Linked DNA regions of Homo sapiens: region 2 is linked to region 1. Evidence: chromatin loops called from intact Hi-C (ENCODE). Cell type or tissue: B cell. All regions are shown on one strand. Links, peaks and the distances in the headings refer to the core of each region. The heading gives the core; the rest is flanking DNA.

What was found. A loop is a pair of places that touch in the nucleus more often than their neighbours do. Peaks named below come from ENCODE experiments on the same cell type or tissue, not always from the same donor. Only the 100,000 strongest peaks of a DNase experiment are listed, where the experiment ranks them.
Region 2: a loop joins it to region 1, with 2.3 times the contacts of the local background. A loop is called at or near these places in 3 of 110 quality-filtered maps.

What each region holds. Positions count from the first base shown.
Region 1 is chr14:77,588,411-77,599,581 of GRCh38, reverse strand. It overlaps SPTLC2 (serine palmitoyltransferase long chain base subunit 2), which reads left to right. Exons shown (of 12, transcript NM_004863.4): 2 at 2,202-2,396. Among named protein-coding and RNA genes, the nearest start is that of SPTLC2, 23 kb to the left of the region's middle. In B cell, for the core only: no CTCF peak of the experiment used is centred there; DNase peaks (open chromatin) are centred at 5,851 and 8,331; H3K4me3 peaks cover 1,943 bases; H3K27ac peaks cover 7,839 bases.
Region 2 is chr14:77,636,667-77,647,837 of GRCh38, reverse strand. No RefSeq gene overlaps it. Among named protein-coding and RNA genes, the nearest start is that of SPTLC2, 26 kb to the right of the region's middle. RefSeq lists an enhancer at 5,423-5,502. In B cell, for the core only: no CTCF peak of the experiment used is centred there; DNase peaks (open chromatin) are centred at 5,667 and 6,387; H3K4me3 peaks cover 1,477 bases; H3K27ac peaks cover 1,254 bases.

The sequences.
Region 1 (11,171 bases), core at 2,070-10,069:
GATTCCATCCATCTTCCATGCCTATCTGAATGCCTGTCCTTTGTCACATACAACTGTGTCTTTCCGAACTATTCCAGTCTGTAACACTGAAGCAGCTTTCCAAAACTAACATTACGGGGATAGGATATTCTAAAATATCTTTACCCCTTGGATATGTATAACAATTGATTGTATAGTTATGTAAATTTTATTAATTTGTTTTTATTTGTTTATATCGTATCTCTGATCAGATTGCCTGAGAGGGCAAGAAAGGATCTTTTAGTTCTTTGGGACCTTTTGTAATGCTTAATTGACGATATGCCCCTGGTAAATTTTGTTTAACCATCCTCACTGCAGTTGTTCCAAAGTTAAGATTAAAGTTAACACACAAACTTGTCTAGCAGATATCTTCTATAAAGCAAGATTTCCATTAAAATTGACCAAGAAGCAAAAAGTTTTCATCTATGAGATCAAAAGTAAAGTAGCTTGGTTTTTGTGTATTAAAATCCAAGTATCCCAAAGGTTAAAACAAGGGATAATCTTACGATGTTTGGGAATGAATACTTAAGATGAAGGGGGACAGAAAAATTCATGTCAGTTACTAACAATTTTTCCCCTTGTTTTGGGTTTCACTTTCTTTTTACTTTTATATAATGCTGGGCCACACTTTTTTTTTTTTTTTCTGTATCACCTAGGCTGTAGGGAAGTGGCATGATCATGGCTCACTGCCATCTCGACCTTCTGGGCTCAGGTGATCCTCCCACCTATCTCCTGAGGACCTGGGACTACAGGCATGTGCCACCATGTCCAGCTAGTGTTTTTGTTTTTTGTTTTTGTAGAGGCAAGATTTTGCCATGTGCCCAGGCTGGTCTCAAACTCCTGGGCTCAAGTTATCTGCCCACCTTGGCCTCCCAAAGTGCTAGGATTACAGGCATGCGCCACTGCACCCAGCCTGGACCACACTTATATAAACATCTTAGTTTTTTGCATGATTTACTTGTGTTATCACTACCAACAAAGGTTAATTTGAACTACGTGTTTCTGCAGGGGCCTACTGCTGATAATTATTTGGAATACTATGGCTGGGTGGCTTTAAGAATGTGTGGTAGTAAAACATTTACAAATATTTTACATTCTAATAAAGCTGAATTTACTTTTGAACTTTTGATCTCTTCATCTGTAGGCCAATATAGTACTTTTTTGGGACAGGCTTTCTCTTTGTTGATTTATATTTTTTGCTTTTTTTATTAGAACAAAAGAAATTATGCTAGCATTTTAGAATCTATTTAAGAAAATCAAATAATGATAAAAATCAGTGTTAGGTGGTGTTCTTATGCAGTCCTTCTTGCTCCCCTTCTTTTACTGTTCATCTGAAGGGCATATAATTTATAAGTTATTTCTATTGAAAACAAGTAGCCCTGCTTATCTCTTAGTGTTAGATTTGACTGTTGCTTACAAAATTCTTTTTTTTTTTTTTTTTGAGATGGGGTTTCGCTCTTATTTCCCAGGCTGGAGTGCAATGGCTTGATCTCGGCTCCCCACAACTTCCATCTCCAAGGTTCAAGCAATTCTCCTGCCTCAGCCTCCTGAATAGCTGAGATTATAGGCATGCGCCACCACACCCACCTAGTTTTGTATTTTTAGTAGAGATGGGTTTTCTCCATGTGATCAGGCTGGGCTTGAACTCCCAACCTCAGGTGATTCGTCCGCCTCGGCCTCCCAAAGTGCTGGGATTATAGGCGTGAGCCACCGTGCCTGGCCTAAAATTCTTTTTTTTTTTTTTCTTGTTTCCAGTGAGGTTGGAACTTAGAAAATTCCTTTTTTTTTTTGACACGGAGTCTTGCTCTGTCACCCAGGCAGGAGTGCAGTGGCGTGATCTTGGCTTACTGCAGCCTCCACTTCCCAGATTCAAGCAACTCTCCTCCCTCAGCCTCCCAAGTAGCTGGGATTAGAGGTGTGCACCACCAATCCTGGCTAATATTTGCATTTTTAGTAGAGACAGGTTTCACCATGTTGACCAGGCTGGTCTTGAACTCCTGACCTCAAGTGATCTGCCCGCCTCAGCCTCCCAAAGTGCTGGGATTACAGGTGTGAGCCAGTGCGCCCGGCGGAACTTAGAAAATTCTTAAGGTATAATTCAGCAAATCTCTAAGGACCTAGATTTTAGGTAGGAATGTTTTTCTTGCCATGATGGAAATAAACATTTTTAACCTCTCTTTTAGATCCATCATGTTACACAAAATGGAGGACTATATAAAAGACCGTTTAATGAAGCTTTTGAAGAAACACCAATGCTGGTTGCTGTGCTCACGTATGTGGGGTATGGCGTACTCACCCTCTTTGGATATCTTCGAGATTTCTTGAGGTATTGGAGAATTGAAAAGTGTCACCATGCAACAGAAAGAGAAGAACAAAAGGTAACTGTTAGAGAGTTTTTGATTCTGTAAATAGAAGCCTTTTATGGAAATCTTAGTATTTTTGCACAAAAGCTTTTTCTCAGAAATTTGGGTACACATTAAAATTAAACTATTCCAGATGCAGTTAAATGAAAACATTCTACAAAGAAAGCTGAAAAATAACAAGGTTAAAGATATCAAAGCATTCATCATGGGTTTAATCAAGAAGAACCTAAGGAGGTGGGCGGCACTATCCCTGTTTTATGGATTAGAAATCAAAAAGTCACAAGTTAAACAACGTTTCCCAAGATGCCAGGTGTCAGAGCTGCTGTGTGGACAGAGGACTGTGAAGTGAAAAAGCCTTGCTCTTTCTGTTCATACCAGCATGCTGAATCCCAGGTTGTGTTTACCATTTTCTGAAAAGGTTGTATTCTTTGGAATTAATAATGTGTTTTCTCATAGATACATTATACATAGTTGGGTGATTCACACATCAGCTCCTCTCCCCAGACAAACAAGCTGTAATACAGAATGTGGCCAACCGATTCTATTTACGGTAAACAACACTCTTGTTTTAGGAATGGCAAACATATGAGCATGGTTGTCTGGGGAAGAGGGCTTCTTCATTCACTTCACTTTTCTCTGCATGTTCCTTTGTACCTCTGAAGGGTTTTTTGTTTGTTTGTTTGTTTGTTTATTTTTTGAGACAGAGTCTCGCTTTGTCAACCCAGGCTGGAGTGCAGTGGTGCGATCTCGGCTCACTGCAAGCTCTGCCTCCTGGGTTCACACCATTCTTCTGCCTCAGCCTCCCAAGTAGCTGGGACTACAGGCACCTGCCACCACGCCCGGCTAATTTTTTTTTTTTTTTTGAGACAAGTCTTGCTCTGTCGCCCAGGCTGGAGTGCAGTGGCTCGGTCTCGGCTCACTGCAAGCTCCGCCTCCCGGGTTCACACCATTCTCTGGCCTCAGCCTCCCCAGTATCTGGGACTACAGGTGCCTGCCACCGTGCCCGGCTAATTTTTTTTGTGTTTTTAGTAGAGACGGGGTTTTACTGTGTTAGCCAGGATGGTCTCAATCTCCTGACCTTGTGATCCACCCACCTCGGCCTCCCAAAGTGCTGGGATTACAGGTGTGAACCACTGTGCCTGGCCAGTTTTTTTGTTTTTTTTACTTGTTATTGACTTGAAGCTCACTTCTGGAGTTGTATACATTACATATGTGTTACCTAGTCTCCATAAATAAATAAAATGAGGGTTAAAGATGCCTAATTTTACTAAAAATAAAACAAACCTGTGTGTTCTTGGCATGTCCCACATGGCAAAAGGTTGTCTTTTAGCCCAGGCAAATGTACCAGATTAGAGAAGGACTTAAGACATTAGAGTTTTTTTGTGGTTCCTGTGCGTCCGAGGAAAAGAGGCAGGTGTGGGGTGAGCAAAGTCAACGCTGAGACGAGCCAGTGAACATTGATTGTAGAAGAAACAATTATTCAGGTAATGGATAGTGGTCATGTGCAAATGGGAAGAGTATATCACGAAAACATTGTCAGTTACTAGGAAGACAAAACCAGTCAGTAGATACATGGATTCAAAAGTGGCTCCTGGGAGAACTCAAGATTAGGCATCCTTTCTCTCTCATCTCAACCATCTTGTACTCCATCCGAGCCCCAGCACAAGTTGGCCATCCTACTCATTGCCCTGCAAGTTAATTTCACAAAGAAGGTAAATAAGTTTTTTGAATGCAAAGCCCTGCATTCAGAAGTTGGTCCAGTAACCCTAAGTAATTTTTATCTTTTAAAACCCAAACACATTTTTAACATTTTTTATTTTATTATCATTATTTTTTAGACAAGAGTCTCGCTCAGTCACCCAGGCTGGAGTACAGTGGTGTGATCTCGGCTCACTGCAACCTCCGCCTCCCGGGTCCAAGCAATTCTCATGCCTCAGCTTCCCAAGTAGCAGGGAGTACAGGCATGTGCTACCACTCCCGAGATAATTTTGTATTTTTAGTAGAAACGAGGTTTCACCATGTTGGCCAGGCTGTTCTCAAACTCCTTGACCTCAAACGATCCACCTGCCTCGGCCTCCCAAAGTGCTGGGATTACAGATGCGAGCCACTGTGCCTGGCCCACATTTTTAATACGTTTTGATCCCCCTTCTCCCCCTGAGCATGTCCACTCAGAGTGCATCTACAGTACGTTGATTTTGTATAGCCCTCAGTGACAGCTTACCATACCCTTCCTAGGTTGTACAGTATTGTAGTTACTTGTTCACAGGCCTGTATCCTCCTACTAGACTGAGTTGATGGCAGTTATGACCGATGGTAGCTGAAGTTTTATTTAAATATTCAAACTAAAAACTCTTTATCTGCAGGGACCTCTCCTAGTGTAGATGCATAGTCGAAACTTGATAATTGACGTGTATTGCTGGTGGTGAGGGAAGTGCTGATTGTGGTGCAGACAGCACATTCCTGGATGAGGGGATAGTATAGGCAAAGGCATGAAGAATGTTTGGGAGAATCTGGAATGTAGACAGAAGAGAAATTGTGTTTTGAAAATCAAAGTAAGAAGTTTGGTAGGCAATGAGGAGTATTGTTTTTGTTTTTGTTTTTAAATAGAGACAGCGTCTCGCCATGTTGCCCAGGCTGGTCTCAAACTCCTGTGCTCAAGCGATCCTCCTGCCTTGGCCTCCCAAAGTGTTGGGATTATAGGAGTGAGCCACCATGACCCCAAGGGCAGTTTTTGATCAGGGGATTTTTCATACAGCTTGTGCAGCTGGTGCTCAAAGTGTGATGAATGAATGAAACCAACAAGATGTATCTGAATTACTTTGTGAGTACATTATCTTTGGAACTTGTTTCATGTTTACAGAAAGTAAATTGGTGGTTTAAGTGTTGGGAGCTGCCTGTGTATCCTTTGTGTGAAAGAATTAGAACACACAGATTTTATTCTTAAGTAGTTTCTAATTTTGTTGAGGAAACAAACATTTGAAAGTTATGGGCCTTTGCAAAACCATTATACAAGTAAATAATACTTAGATTATATGAAGATATAGAACAAAAAAAGTATCTGAGTAGCATAGGGTTAATCAGGAAACAATTCTTGGAGGAAGTAATACAAGGAAATGGGAGGCTGAGGAGAGCATTTGCCTCTGCAGTTTATGGAGAGGATTTTATTAAATTATTCAAATTCATTTCAATAGAATATTCCCAGTAGATAACATTAGCATTTAAAACAGCCAACTTCTGCCATTTTCTTACAAAAATTCAGCTTTTAGAGGGAAAGGAAAAGTCATTCCTTTCCTGTGATAGATCATGTTTGTTTTCTAATGTTGGATTAGAGATGGGGAAAGAGGGAGGCAAATTAAGTGTTAAACTGGAAGGAGGTGAGGGAAAGTGGTTGCTTGGGATCATAAAATGCAAACATAATGTTGCTACTTCCTCATTTCACTGAGAGAGTGGTATTCATAACCACATCCTGGTTTTCTTCCTCATTTCATTATAAAAGAGAGCCCAGTTTAACTGTGTTAATTCTTTGATGTAAGGAAATACCGTATGTTGCTTTGAATACAACTAAATCACATGATCATACCAATAAAGATGAGTTACCATGAGTTTGTTCTATTTTATATACATTGCATAAAATTCTTGGAATTCTTTACCCCTTAATCCTCTGTTATTCGTGGTGTTTTGGATGAGAATGTTGTTTTTCTCAATCTATGGATTATTTCTTTGTGATGTGAGGTGAAGCTAGTAGTTCAGAAACACGTACGTGACAGATACAGCAAAAGCTTGAATTAATAAAGATGTTCTAGGCTGAGGCAGGAGGATCACTCAAGGCCAGGAGTTTGAGACCAGCTGACACAACATAATGAAACCTCATCTCTACAAAATGAAAAAATTTAATTCAGAAAAAAATATTCTAATATTTAGATAGGAAATAGCTAGGAACGTAAGGAGTAAATTATGGTAGGTAGTTACCACACACTGACAAAATTTTAAACTAACATTTTGCCTCCACAGCTTGTTCATGATCAGATATTTAAAAACGGGAGGACCAAATACCACATTCTCACTTATTTTTTAATTTTTTTAATTTTTTTTTTTTTTGAGATGGAGTCTCACTCTGTCGCCCAGGCTGGAGTACAGTGGCGTGATCTCGGCTCACTGCAATCTCCGCCTCCACGGTTCAAGTGATTCTCTTGCCTCAGCCTCCCAAGTAGCTGGAATTACAGTCATGCACCACCACGCCCAGCTAATTTTTTGTATTTTTAGTAGATACAAGGTTTCACCATGTTGGCCAGCCTGGTCTCAAACTCCTGACCTCAGCCTGCCTTGGCCTCCCAAAGTGCTGGGATTACAGGAGTGAGCCACCGTGCCTAGCCTGTTCTCACTTATAAGTGGGAGCTAAATGATGAGAACATATGGATACAAAGAGGAAAATGACACTTGTGGTGGGTAGGAAGAGGGAGAGGATTAGAAAAAATAACCCATTGGGTGCTAGGCTTAGTACCTGGGTGACAAAATAATCTGTACAACAAGCCATTGTGATGCGAGTTTACCTGCACAACCTGCACACGTACCCCTGAACCTAAAATAAAAGTTACAAAAAATAAGTAGATTAAAAATGGGAGGGATAGGATACGGCGAAGGGACATTATATGTTTATATCCCAATAGGCTTATTTTCAAGATACAAAAGAAAGAAAGAAATTCAAATACATTACTAGGAATTCCCAGAGGGATTTTATTCTTGGCCTCCTTCAAAAAGTAGCGTACAGCCGGGTGCGATGGCTCACACCTATAATCCCAGCACTTTGGGAGGCCGAGGTGGGTGGATCACCTGAGGTCAGGAGTTCAAGACCAGCCTGGCCAACGTGATGAAACCCCATCTCTACTAAAAATACAAAAATTAGCCAGGCGTGGTGGTGGGCACCTGTAATCCCAGCTACTTGGGAGGCTGAGGCAGGAGAATGGCTTGAACCTGGGAGGCGGAAGTTGCAGTAAGCTGAGATCTTGTCACAGCACTCCAGCCTGGGCAATAGAGACTGTCTCAAAATAAAAAAAAAAAAGTAGCGTACTAAGAATATTCTGGTACCTGTCATTTTGGTGCATTAAGCTAGGGGATTGATTGTTTGGTTTGTCTTCTTTAATTCTGTGTATGATTCTACATTTAAAAAGAACACAACTGGCTGGGCACGGCGGCTCACGTCTATAATCCTAGCACTTTGGGAGGCCAAGGCGGGCGGATCACCTGAAGTCAGGAGTTGAGACCAGCCTGACCAACATGGTGAAACCCGGTCTCTACTAAAAATACAAGAATTATCTGGGGCGTGGTGGCACATGCCTGTAATCCCTGCTACTTGGGAGGCTGAGGCACGAGAATCACTTGAACCAGAGAGGTGGAGGTTGCAGTGAGCCAAGATCACACCATTGCACTCCAGCCTGGGCAACAAGAGAGAAACTCCGTCTAAAAATAAATACATACATACATACATACATACATACATACATACATACAGAAGAGCACTACTTAGCTCCCCCAGAATCATCTGAACCTGGGAGGTGGAAGTTGCAGTGAGCTAAGATTGCACCACTGCACTCCACCCTGGACAATGGAGCGAGATTGTCTAAAAAAAATAAGAAGAATAAAAAATAAAGAGCACTGTATTTCATTGTTTTGTGTTAGTTGCTGGGCACAGGACAGCAGTAGTCTTTTTAAATAATTGACATATCATAAAGGTTACCTATTTAAAGTGTACGATACAATGGTTTTTAGTATATCTACAGAGTTGTGCAGCCAGCACCACAATTTAATTTTGTAATGTTTTTCTCTTCTGAAAAAGAAACCATGAACCATTAGCAGTCACTCCTTCCTCATCCACCCTCCCCACCCTCGGCAGCCACTAATCTACTTTCTGTCTCTGTAGATTTACTATTCGGGACTTTTCATATAAATGGATGTTTCATGTAAATGGGATCATACAGTGTATGTTCTTCTGTGTCTGGCTCCTTTCACTTGGCGTAATGTATTTGAAGTTCATGTTGTAGCATGTATCGGTACTTCATTGCTTCCTATTGCTGAATAATATTTCATCATATGGAGCAGTCATCTCTACTTACTATAGGGATTTCTCACTGGTAAAAAACTATACTCAAAATAAACCTTTCAAAGAAGCTTTGTGTAGTAGGTTTACCACTGTATCTGTTTGGACTAGTGGCAGTAGGTTTACCTCTGTATCCGTTTGGACTAGTGCCAGTGTTAGGTTTGCAAGAGTTTCCCTGTTACCTGTTTTCCCTGTTTTTCATGCCAGGAAAGCTTTTCCTTCAAATAGTCCCATGGCTAGTTCCCTCACTTCCATTTTATCCTCTGTTCTACCCAGGGCACCCCAGCTAATTTGCAGCATGTCTCCCCCTTTCCTTTTTGCTTTTGTTTCTGTTGGTATTTGTCACTGTCTAACATACTTTATTTATTTTTATTTTTATTTATTTTTATTTTCTTGAGACAGTGTCTTGCTCTGTTGCCCAGGCTGGAGTGCAATGGCGCGATCTCGGCTTACTGCAACTTCTGTCTCCCAGGTTCAAGCAATTCTCCTGCCTCAGCCTCCAGAGTGGCTGGGACTACAGGCATGTGCAACCACACCTAATTTTTGTGTTTTTAGTAGAGACAGGGCTTTGCCATGTTGGCCAGGCTGGTCTTGAACTCCTGGGCTCATGTTTATCTATCTGCCCACCTCGGCCTCCCAAAGTGCTGGGATTACAGGCGTGAGCCACTGAGCCTGGACTAGCAAACTTTGTATTTTATATGTTTATCTCTTCCACCAGAATACAAATTCCAAGAGGGCAAGGATTATTACCTTTTTGTTTACTACTCTGTACTATAGAGTGCTTGGCACATATTAGACGCTCGGTAAATGTTTAAGATACAAGGCCAGAGGCCAGGCGTGTTAGCTCACACCTGTAATTTCAAGCACTTTGGGAGGCTGAGGTGGGAAGATAGCTTGAGCGCAGGAGTTTGAGACCAACCTGAGCAATGTAACAAGACCCTGTCTCAACAAGAAAATTAAAAAATTAGCTGGGTGTGGTGGCCTACACCCATAGTCTTAGCTACTTGGGAGACTGAGGTGGGAGGATCACTTGTACCTAGGAGTTCAAGGCTGCTGTGAGCTGTGATTGAGCCACTGCACTCTAGCCTGGGTGACAGAGTGAAACCTTGTCTTTTTTTTTTTTTTTTTTGAGACAGGGTCTTGCTCTATCATCCAGGCTGGAGTGCAATCGCATGATCTCAGCTCACTGCAGTCTCTGCCTTCTGGGTTCAAGTGATTCTCATGCCTCAGCCTCCTGAGTAGCTGGGACTGCAGGCGTGCACCACCACGCCCAGCTAATTTTTTGTATTTGTGTGTGTGTGTGTGTGTGTGTGTGTGGAGACGGACTCTCGCTCTGTCGCCCAGGATGGAGTGCAATGGCGCAATCTTGGCTTACTGCAACCTCTGCCTCCCGGGCTTAAGCGATTCTTCTGCCTCAGTCTCCCAAGTAGCTGGGATTACAGGCATCTGCCATAACACCTGGCTAATTTTTGTATTTTTAGTAGAGACAGGGTTTCACCATGTTGGCCAGGCTGGTCTTGAACTCCTAACCTTAGGTAATCTGCCCACCTCGACCTCCCAAAGTACTGGGATTACAGGCATGAGCCACCGTGCCTGGCCATTATCTCTAAAAAAAAAAAAAAAAGTTTAAGATATGAATGGTATTGTGAGTGGTGGTAACAGTAACAATGTAAAGTATTTTGAAGTATTTGTAGTCGAGGTAGGTGTGTACGTACACACATGCACACACAAACATACAAATGACTGTTTTAGATGTAGGAAAAACCAGTGTTTTTTTATCTTGAAATCTCATTCTGCGCTTTCATGGACAGCATAGAAACAGCAAGGAAGTGGCTTCCTGTTTTTAACATTAAAAACAGGAAAGGACAGACGGTGGTATGACCTATATGAACAGTAAGGAAAGTCGTTAATTAACCATGGTTGAAAGGTTTAAAAGTTGTAGTCTGAAAACCTTTCATTGAGTATTTCACCTACTTTTCTTCATTAAGTAGAGATAAAAACAGAATTATTGGTTTATAAAATACTTTTAGAATTTATAATGCTTTCCTTTTCCCTTTTTCTTTTCTTTCTTTGTGTGTTTTTTTTTTTTTTTTTTTTTTTTTTTTTTTTTGAGACAAGGTCTTACTCTGTCACCCAGGCTGAAGTGCAGTGGCACAATCTCAGCTCACTGCAGCCTCGACCTCCCTGTGCTCAGGTGATCCTCCCACCTCAGCCTCCGGAGTTGCTGGAACTACAGGCACGTACCACCATGCCCTGCTAATTTTTGTGTTTTGTTGTAGAGACTGGGTTTTGCCCCCAGGCTGATCTTGAACTTCTGGGCTTAAGTGATCCGCCTGCCTCAGCCTCCTAAAGTGCTGGGATTATAGGCATGAGCCACTGTGCCTGGGCCAGATTTTTTTTTTTTCTTTTCAGAGACAGGATCTTGCTCTGTTGCCCAGGGTTGAGTGCAGTGGCACAATCTCAGCTCGCTGCAACCTTTGCCTCCCACGCTCCAGTGATTCTCCCACCTCAGCTTCTTGAGTAGCTGGGACTAGAGGCGCACGCTACCACAACTGGCTAATTTTTGTTTTTTTTTTTTTGTAGAGACAGGGTTTCGCCTTGTTGCCCAGGTTGATCTTGAACTCCTGAGCTCAAGCGATCCACCTGCCTTGGCCTCCCAAAATCCTGGGATTATAGGCATCCACCACTGCGTCCAA
Region 2 (11,171 bases), core at 1,834-9,833, 48 kb before region 1:
TGAGCTTGGGAATTCATTTAAATAGAGACTTCTTAAGATTGCAAGGTTAGCTTTTACCATTTCTAACAACTTTTCTGTTACTGCAGATTTCTACGGTATTTTGCTGTGGTGGACTCTATTGTTGTTTATGAGTATTCTTTACTCCTTTCTTTCGTTCTTTCTTTTTTTTTTTTGATATGAAGTTTTGCTGTGTTGCCCAGGCTGTAGTGCAGTGGCACAATCTCGGCTCACTGCCACCTCCACCACCTGAGTTCAAGCAATTCTCCTGCCTCAGCCTCCTGAGTAGTTAGGACTACAGGCGTGCGCCATCACGCCCAGCTAATTTTTGTATTTTTAGTAGGGATGGGGTTTTGCTGTGTTGGCCAGGCTCGTCTTGAACATTTGACCTCAAGTGATCCTCCTGCCTTGGCCTCCCAAAGTGCTGGAATTACAGGCATGAGCTACCAGCCCAGCCCTCTTGTCTCCTTTCTTGAATAGGATCATATTTCCTTGCTTGTTGACATCAGGCTTTGACCATGTGATTTGTTTGGGCCAAAAAATGTGAGCAGAGCGATGTGTGTTAATGTTAGAGCCAGAGCTCTAAGAGCCAGCAGTGGTTTTACATGGTTCTCTCTTCCCTCTGGCACAGCAAGGACAGCCAGGCCCTGGCAGGAGGGCGACCTGTAGCAGAGCTGTGGCTGCCCCAGATGGATACAGGGCATGAGCGAGAAATAAACCTTTGTTGTTACATGGCACTGAAATGTTGGGACCAATTGTTACAGCGGCATAACCTAACCTATCCTGACCAAGATGTATGCAAGCAAACCAAAACTATTAACTCTGATACTGAAGCTGACAGGACAGGAGATTGCAATAAACCCAGTTTCATTTTTCCCTAATCATTAACATGATCTAATTGTTCTCATTGATTGAGAGGTAAGTGTTGTAAATTTAAACTCTAAAATAATTACATACTAATAAAATTCTCTATATAATATGATACATAATATATACATACATACATATATTGTAGTCCGCCCTTGCACAGTTTTGCTTTCCATGGTTTCAGTTACTCAGGGTACAGTATAGTAAGATATTTTGACAGAGAGATGAGAGAGAGATGGAGAGAGACCACATTCACATCACATTCATTATAGTATATTGTTATAATTGTTCTATTTTATTATTAGTTATTGTTAATCTCTTACTGTATCTAATTTTGAAATTAAAGATTATCAGAGCTATGTATGTATAGGAAAAAACATAGCGTATATAGAGCTTGGTACCATAAGCAGTATGAGGCATCCTCTGGGGGTCTTGGAATGTAGCCCCGGGAGATATTGGGGGGACTACTGTATACACACATATACATATATACAGTCTCTATAAATTTTTTTTTTTGGGACAGAGTCTCGCTCTGTCGCCCAGGCTGGAGTGCAGTGGTGCGATCTCAGCTCACTACAACCTCCGCCTCCCGGGTTCAAGAGACTCTCCAGCCTCACCTTCCCGAGTAGCTGGGACTACGGGCATGTGCCACTGCATCCAGCTAATTTTATTTTATTTTTTGTATTTTTAGTAGAGACGGGGTTTCACCATGTTGGCCAGGCTGATCTCGAACTCCTGACCTCAGATGATCCGCCCACCTCAGCCTCCCAAAGTACTGGGATTACAGGCGTGAGCCACTGCGCCCAGCCAGTCTCTGTAAATTTTTGAAAACAAAGTTCTGCTTGTAAAAATCATTAAATTCTCAGGACAAAATTCTGGTGTTTATGGGGCAGATCCCCCCCAAAACAAAGCTCAGATGAGAGCTGTCAATCAAAAAAGCTGTTGGCTTTATTGGTGTCTCCTTTTCTAAGCATTTGTTGCCAGTCAACTCCTTTCCAATGAACTTTTTTCTTGAAGTAGGTCCATAGCGTTGATCCACCTACTGTGTCAAGTACTGCAAACCTGGAAGCCATTCTACCTCTTTAACATAGATGGGTATCTCTGCTCAAATCCACTGTGAGTGAAATATTTTAAAATTATTGCAGTAATACATGTACATAGCAAAAAAGGCATACCAGAGATACGTGATAAGTAAATTATCTCTCCCTTCCCTAACCCGCAGTGCCACTTCTCAGAAGTAATTATGTGAGGAATTTCTTATCAGGGCCAGTTTCGCGGGAGTGTTACCGATACAGTCACACAGGCTCCGCACTCAGAAGGACTGTGCGCGCTTCATTTAATGCTCTGCCATTGCCTTCTTGAATTTTTTTTTTTTTTTTAGATGGAGTCTCGCTCTTGTCGCCCAGGCTGGAGTGCAATGACACGATCTTGGCTCACTGCAACCTCCACCTCCCAGGTTCCAGGGATTCTCCTGCCTCAGCCTCCCAAGTAGCTGGGATTACAGGTGCCTGCCACCACGTCTGGCTAATTTTTGTATTTTTAGTAGAGATGGAGTTTCACCGTGTTGACCAGGCTGGTCTCAAACTCCTGACCCCAGGTGATCCGCCCGCCTTGGCCTCCCAAAGTGCTGGGATTACAGGAGTGAGCCACCATACCCAGCCAATTTTAGAAATGTAATTTAACCCATTGTGAGTGCTTGGTAGACAATCCACATAGCCTATGAGTAATGACAGCCTGAGCTATGGGTGTGACTTATAGAGCTGGAGAACTTATTTTTTGTTTGTTTGTTTGAGACAGAGTCTCTCTTTCTTGTCCAGGCTGGAGTGCAGTGGCACAATCACGGCTCACTGTAGCCTTGACCTCTCAGGCTCAAGGGATCCTCCCACCTCAGCCTCAAGAGTAGCTGGAACCGCAGTGCACATCACCATGCCCAGCTAATTTTTGTATTTTTTGTACAGATGGAGTTTCACTATGTTGCCGAGGCTGGTCTTGAACTCCTGGGCTCAAGTGATCCTCCGCCTCGGCATCCCAAAGTGCTGGGATTACAGGCATGAGCCACCGCACCTGGCCCTTCTCAGCTTTTCTATCACTAATTCTCTGCATTAAACATTCTCTGTTTCAAGTGCTCAAAGTGGTTTCCCCTTTCCTGGTTGACCCCTGAATGATTCTCTAAATAATTCTTGCAGACATTACATGTCCTATGATATATCTAGCTCTAGTCACTGGTAATACAGTGTGCTGCATATGAAACTCATTCTAAAAGTAGGCTGACTGGAGTTTGAATCCTGACTCCAACCATTTCCTAGCCTCAGTTCCCTCATCTGCAAAATCAGGATAATACTAAAATCTAGCCCGTAGGGGAAATAGTGCTTGAAACATACTTAGCATAGTGCTTGGCACAGAGTAAGTGTTCAGTGTTAGCTAATATAACAGGAGGAAGATCAGGGGCTTGCGAGAAGCTGACAGTGTCAACCGTAATTCCCAGACTGTTCTCATAATTTATGGTGTGTGCATTGTACAGCATTGTAAGCTCTTGTGTAGCATCCTAGAAACTTGTTTATAATCCCCTACCATGCCCAGAACAGTGATTAGAACATAGGAGAGCCTCAGAAAGTTGGCTTGTTCTTGATTTTGTAATTACCACAGAATACCTTACATTAGGCCCCCCCTTTTCCTATACTGCTTAAAGCTGGCCCTGATCTTGTCCTTAGTTTCTGGGCCTTTGTTTTTGAGACGGAATCTCGCTCTGTCGCCCAGGTTGGAGTGCAGTGGCACGATCTTGGCTCACTGCAACCTCTGCCTCCAGTGTTCAAGTGATCCTCCGGCCTCAGCCTCCTAAGTAGCTGGGATTACAAGTGTGCACCACCACACCTAGCTAATTTTTGTATTTTTAGTATAGATGGGGTTTCACCATTTTGGCCAGGCTGGTCTTGAACTCCTGACCTCAAGTGATCCGCCCGCCTCGTCCTCCCAAAGCGCTGGGATTACAAGTGTGAGCCACCACACCCACCAGTTTTTGGGCCTTTAATCAAAGGACTCCAGTATCTGCGGAGTCCTGTCTCCTCTCCCCACTCACCCCTCACATACCCGACTCAGACCCCAGCGTTTAAAACCAAAAGAACTGCTGAGAACTCCAGACCAGAAATCAGCAAACTTTTTCTGTAGAGGGCCAGACAGTAAAGATTTTGGGTTTTCCAGGCCGCTTATAATTTCTCTTGTAACTACTCAACTCTGCCTTTGCAGTGTGGAACAGCCATTAATGAATGAATGTGGTCGTGTACCAATGAAACTTTATTGCTGGACACTGACATTTGAATTTTATATAATTTTCACACTTCATGAACTATTACTATTCTTTTGACTTCTCTTTAACCATTCAAAAGTGTAAAGACCATTCTTGGCTCTCAGGCTGTACAAAAACAGGCAGCAAGCAGGATTTGGCTGGCAGGTCATAGTTTTCGGTTGGCTTTTGCTCAAGTTCCTGTCTTCTTTTTGTTCCCCTCTTTCTTTCCTTCTTTGCTGTGTGACACTAAGTTACTTAGCCTCTCTGGGCCTCAGTTCTTTACCAGTAACTCTGGAGTGGCAGTAGATGAGTGTTTTTCAAAACCAGATCATCAGTAAGAATGGGATGAAGGGAGGAACAAGAGGGAAGCTGTTGGTTTTGTAGTTTTATTGTTTTTCATCTCTTTTATCTGTTTAGACTTACAGGTAAAATTCTATTCTTTTTTTTTTTTTTTTTTTTTTTTTGAGACAGAGTCTTGCTCTTTTGCCCAGGCCAGAGTGCAGTGGCGTGATCTTGGCTCACTGCAACCTCCGCCTCCAGGGTTCGAGCGATTCTCCTGCCTCAGCCTCCTGAGTAGCTGGGATTACAGGCACTCACCACCACGCCCCGCTAATTTTTGTATTTTTAGTAGAGATGGGGTTTCACCATGTTGGCCAGGCTGGTCTCAAACTCCTGACCTTAGGTGATCCGCCCACCTCGGCCTCCCAAAGCGTTGGAATTACAGGTGTTAGCCACTGCACCTGGCCAAAAATTGCATTCCTACACACACACACACACACACACACACACACACACACACACACACACATTTATTTATTTATTTATTTATTTATTTATTTATTTATTTATTTGAGACAGGGTCTCACTCTGTTGCCCAGGCTGGAGTGCAGTGTCACAATCATAGCTCACTACAGCCTCAAGTTCCTGGGCTCAAGTGATCCTCCTGCCTTAGCCTCCCGAGTAGCTGGGACTACAGGTGCACACCATCACACACGGCCAATTTTTAATTTTTTTTTGTAGAGATAAGGTCTCCCTTTGTTGCCCAGGCTGGTCTCCAACTCTGGGCTCCAGCAATCTTCCAGCCTTGGCCTCCCAAAGTGCTGCGATTACAAGCGTGAGCCACCGCTCCCAGCCTTAACATTCCATTTAAACAAAAAGTACTCTTCCTACAAATACTTTTGGGAAATTGCCAATTAGTCCGGGGGTTCAACGGTTTTTCCTGCCTCCATCAATAACATTTCATGGGGCAGAGGTGAAATAGGTGTGAAAGTTATTGTCCTCCTTGAGCAACCCCTTCCTGACCGTCAGTGCATTTGTTTGTGTCTTGGGTCCTTTCAGTTCCAAGTTTCATTCGCTTATTCATGATGGAAACGTTTGTTGAGCGCCTCGGGTGAGCGGGGCCAGGACTGGATGTTCTGCAGCAGACGGCGCAGGCGCAGAAGTGGCTGAAGGTGCCCGCGCCGAGCGCTGCGGCCTGAACCACCCAGGAGCTCGAGGAAAGAGGGAGGACGGGAGGGAAAGCTGGATCCAGACAGACCCCAGCTCCTGGGTTCCCAGAATTGTCCGGCTATTCCTCCAAAGCCCCCGCTATCTTGCTTCCGACTTCCTTCCGGCGCTTTCTGTAAACACATCTTTCAGTTTCCTGGGCTAGCCTCTCGCCCGCGCATCCTCCCCGCCCTTGGCTCTTCCCTGCACGAGGGAGCGGGGAAAGAGGGTGGAAATCACGCCCTTCTCCCCGCGCTGACCCCGGCTCCCGCTCTCCCTTCTCGGAATGACTCCGTGCCCACCCTCACCGCCCTGCCATCCTCCTGCGATCCTTATCAGGGTCGGCCCCGTGGAAACCCGGCCATCCTCAGGGCGACGTTCTGGCCTCCAGTACAGTTTTCTGACCCCCGTGGGGAACCAGGATCAAGGCCGACCCCAATCTGTTTCAGTGACCTTTTTCTAGAGAGAAAGGTTGTTGCCAGCGATTGCCGGGAACACACACACACCAACACAGTTCTCTTTGGGACTTCAGCCTAAAATAACCGGACGGCCTGATTTTCAGTCTTTGGGCGGGGAGAGGAGGGAATGGGGGATGGTCTAATCCTACCCAGTGTTTCCTCAGTGACAACTTTTCTTCTCTAGGGCCACTACTTTCCTTCCTTATTTCTCTTCTCACCACTTCCTCATTCCTAATTCAAGAAAAGGCCTTAGGAGATTGACTTTAGCTTTTTTTCTTTTTTTTATAATGAGGTAGGGCCTCACTCTGTTGCCCAGGCTGGAGTGCAGGTGCACGATCTCGGCTCACTGGCAGCCTAGAACTCCCGGGCTCAGAGGATCCACCCACTTTAACCTCCCAAGTAGGAGCAAAGGCGCACACCACCACGCCCGGCTACTGTTTTGTTTATTAGTTTGTTTTGCTTTTTCAGACAGGGTCTCACTCTGTCACTAAGGCTGGAGTGCAGTGGTGCTGTAACTGTCCAAGGGGTTCACCTTGCCCGCTGACTAGACAGAGTCCCATTAATCAAGACAGGGGAATTGCAATAAAGAAAGAGGAATTCATGCGGAGCCGGCTGTGCGGGAGACCAGAATTTTATTATTACTCAAATCAGTCTCCCGGAGCATTGGGGGAGCAGAGTTTTTAAGGATAACTTGGTGGTGGGGGGCGGAAGGGGACGGGGCGGGAAGCCAGTGAGCCAGGAGTGCTGATTGGTCAGGGAAGAAATCATAGAGACTGGAAGCTGTCTTCTCGGGCTGAGTCAGTTCCTAGATGGGGGGGGCCACAGGATGAGATGAGCCAGTTTATTGAGCTGGGTGGTGCCAGCTGATCCATCAAGCGCAGGGTCTGCAAAATATCTCAAGCACTGATCTTAGGAGCAGTTTAGGGAGGGTCAGATTCTTGTAGCTTTCAGCTGCATGACTCCTAAACCATAATTTATTTTCTTTTCTTTTCCTTTTTTTTTTTTTTTTTTTTTTTGAGATGGAGTTTTGTCTTGTCGTCCAGGCTGGAGTGCAGTGTTGCCATCTCAGCTCACTGCAAACTCTGACTCCCGGGTTCAGGCGATTCTCCTGCCTCAGCCTCCCGAGTAGCTGGGATTACAGGTATGCATCACCACTCTCGGCTAACTTTTTTTTTTTTTTTGGTATTATTAGTAAAGATGGGTTTCACCATGTTGGCCAGGCTGGTCTTGAACTCCTGACTGCAGGTAATCCACTTACCTTGGACTCTCAAAGTGCTGGGATTACAGGCATGGGCCACCATGCCCGGCCTAAACCATAATTTCTAATCTTGTGGCTAATGTTACTCCTACAAAGGCAATCTAGTCCCCAGGCAAGAAGGAGGTCTGCTTTGGGAAAGGCTGTTACCATCTTTGTTTAAACTATAAACTAAGTTTCTCCCAAAGTTAGTTTGCCCAGGAATGAACAAGGACAACTTGGAGGTTAGAAGCAAGATAAAGTCGGTTAAGTTAGATCTCTTTCACTGTCTCAGTCATAATTTTGCAAAGGCAGTTTCAGTGCAATCTCAGCTCACTGCAACCTCCGCTTCCCGGGCTCAAGCGATCCTCCTGCCTCAGCTTCCCGAGTAGCTGGGACCACAGGCATATGCCACCGCACCCGGCTAACTTTTGTATTTTTTGTAGAGATGGGGTTCCACTGTTGCCCACGCTGGTCTCGAGCTCCTGAGCTCACGCGATCCACCCACCTCAGTCTCCCAAAGTGCTGGGATTACAGGCGTGAGCCACCGTGCCCAGCCTATGGCTACTGTTTTTGGTTTTGTTTTTGAGATGTAGTCTGGCTGTGTCTAGCCCAGGCTGGAGTGCAGTGGCGGAGTGTCGGCTCACTGCAGCTGCCACCTCCCAGGTTCAAGTGATTCTCCTGTCTCAGCCTCCCGAGTAGCTTGGACTACAGGTGTGCACCACCACATCCAGCTAATTTTGTATTTTTAGTAGACACGGGTTTCATCATGTTGGCCAGGCTGGTCTCAAACTCCTGACAGGTGATCCACCTGCCTCGGCCTCCTGAAGCGCTGGGATTTCAGGCATGAGCCACTGTGCCAGGCAGCTACTGTTTTTGTATTTTATTTATTGTAGAGAAGGGTCTCACTATGTTGCCCAGACTGGTCTCAAACTCCTGAACTAAAGCAATCCGCCCACCTTGGCCTCCCAAATGGTGGGATTATAGGCTTGAGCCACCACACCCTCCAGAATCTTGACTTCTTAACTGAGGAATTTCTCAGCTACCTCCTACCTACCTGTTACCTCTCTCGGCTTTCCACCTGCTGTTAGAATCTGTTCCTTCTTGCTGGGGGCAAGAAGGATTACGCCTGTAATCCCAGCACTTTGGGAGGCCAAGGCAGGTGGATCACTTGAAGTTAGGAGTTCGAGACCAGCCTGGCCAACATGATGAAACCCTTCTCTACTAAAAATACAAAATTTAGTCAGGCATGGTGGCATGTGCCTATAATCCCAGCTACTTGGGAGGCTGAGACAAGAGGATCGCTTGAGACAGGGAGGTGGAGGTTGCAGTGAGCCAAGATCATGCCACTGCACTCTAGCCTGGATGACAGAGCAAGACTCCACCTCAAAAAAGGAAAAGAGTCTGTTCCTTCTTCTCAAGCTTAATGTCCCCTTCCCACCCACTCCCTAGCATTCCTAACCTGACTCATCTCCCTTCCTTTCTGCCTCATGAAATATAGTAGACATTTTAGGGTTATCTTTTAGACCATGCATGCCTTTTCTCTGAGAATTTCCTACACACAGACGCATACCCTGCAGTGGTGGGCCCCAGGCAGCTATGTTTGGGCGTGTGATTTGCCCCTATGGCATTAACTGAGACAGAGTGTACATGACTCACAACTGGGTCAAGCATATTCTCTTTTGTGGACTTTAGAATTAGGCTTGAGAAGCTGGCTGCAGCCTGAGTTGGTTGGTTTCTTGGATGCAGGAAATGTAGATAGGGAGGGCTTTGCCATGTGAATATTGGATTGGTGAAAACTGGTCTGTAGAAAGTGCAAAGGATCCAGATTCCCAGAAGCAGAGATGAGGCTGGAGGAAAGAGGAATTCCTTAGGGGTATTACTGCTTTCTAGTTCCTGCCTCCTGATCTTCAGGAGGAGCTGCCCTTGGGTCCCTTGAGACTCACAATGGATGTGTTACAGTCTGTATGAATTAAGATGTACTTGCCTACAAGTAAGAAAGTCTAAATGATAGTGACTTGAACCACTAGCACATGTTGTTTCCTTAAGAAGTCTGGGCTGGGCACAGTGGCTTACACCTGTAATCCCAGCATTTTGGGAGGCCAAAGCAGGAGGCTTACTTGAGCCCAGGAGTTCAAGACCAGCCTAGGCAACATAGAAAGAACCTGGCTCTACAAAAATAATAATAATAATAATAATAATAATAATAATAGCCAGGCACAGTGGTGGGCACCTGTAGTCCCATCTACAAGGGAGGCTGAGGCAGGAGGATTACTTGAGCCCAGGAGGTCAAGGCTGCAGTGAGCTGTGATTGCACCATGATTGCACCACTGCACTCCAGCCTGGGCGACAGAGCAAGATCCCATCTCAAAGAAAAAGAGTCTGGAGTTAGGTAGAGCCAGGGTTTCATCAGCTCAGCTATGTCATCAAAGACTCAGGCTCTTTCCATCTTTTGGTCACTCAGCATGTTGACTCTTCATTATTTTGCTTATTGCCTCATGGTCTCAAAATAGCTGCCATGGCTCCAGATATCATGTCCTCCATTCATTGCATCAAGTCACTGGGAAAGCAGCAGGAGTAAAAGGGCTCAATTTTTGCTAAAGGAAAATCCCTCATTTTCAGAGGCCCCACAGACTTCCTTATCTCATTGGATAGAACTGTGTCACTTATCTACACTACCTGCAAGGGAGGTTGGAAGAGTAAGTGCCTGGCAAAGGAAAATTTGGTTTCCATGATTACCTTAGGCCAATTATGATTCATAGGGCTGGCAGGACATCTGCTTCTCTGAAATCAGTGAATTTCCTCCCTGTCCTTGAACAAAATCAGCAGGGAAAGAGGGGAGAGGTGATACATAGAAAACAGTATCTGGCACACCTTCCCAAAACTTCCTGTTCCATTTAAGCTAGTTTACTTATATTTGTCACTTGTAACCAAAAGAACTTTGACTAAGGATGCCTGTTAAAGAGAAATGACTCAGCCAGGCACTGTGGCTCACACCTGTAATCTCAGCACTTTGGGAGGCTGAGGCAGGTGGATCACTTGAGGTTAGGAGTTCAAGACCAGCCTGGCCAAAATGCTGAAACCCCGTCTCTATTAAAAATACAAAAAGTAGCTGGGCATGGTATGGGTGCCTGTAATCCCAGCTACTCGGGAGGCTGAGGCAGGAGAATCGCTTGAACCCAGGAAGAAGAGGTTGCAGTGGGTCAAGATCGTACCACTGCACTCCAACCTGTGTGATATTGTGAGACTCTGTCTCAAAAAAAAAAAAAAAAAAGAGAATTACCTCTTTCCATGTTTCTCAGGCTCACTTAATCACTCTTGACCTCTGCCCAATGTCTTTCTCCTCACCAGAGAGGGGGGTGGGGTGCCTGGTTGGTGTGGGACATGTTCCTCCACTGGATAAGAATGATCTATCAATGGTCCTGGCTTGGAGGATCTGGTCTCTTATTTCTTTTCTACCAGGACAAGTGGGAGAGCAGCATATGTACTTGTTGGGTTTCAAATTTTCTTTTAGGTGTGCTTCATCAAGGTCTAGTCTGGAGATCAGAAATTAACCTCACACTCAAGCCACATTCTCCCAGACCACTTATATCCATAATAAAGATGACATTTTATCAGGTGACATTTTTGTCTGCACTTAATTTGTGGAATCCAGTGCAAAATAAAAATTACCAAGAATTTCAAGATGGCAACAACAGAGCATTAAACCAAGTGCAGGGCCCTATGCAACTCACACAGGTCCCACGCCCATGAATTCAGCCGTGCACTTTAGTTCTGCATATGCTGACCCTTTTGTCTTATTTCTCTCTCTTTTTTAGATGTAATTAAAGCCTATGTCTTATTTCTC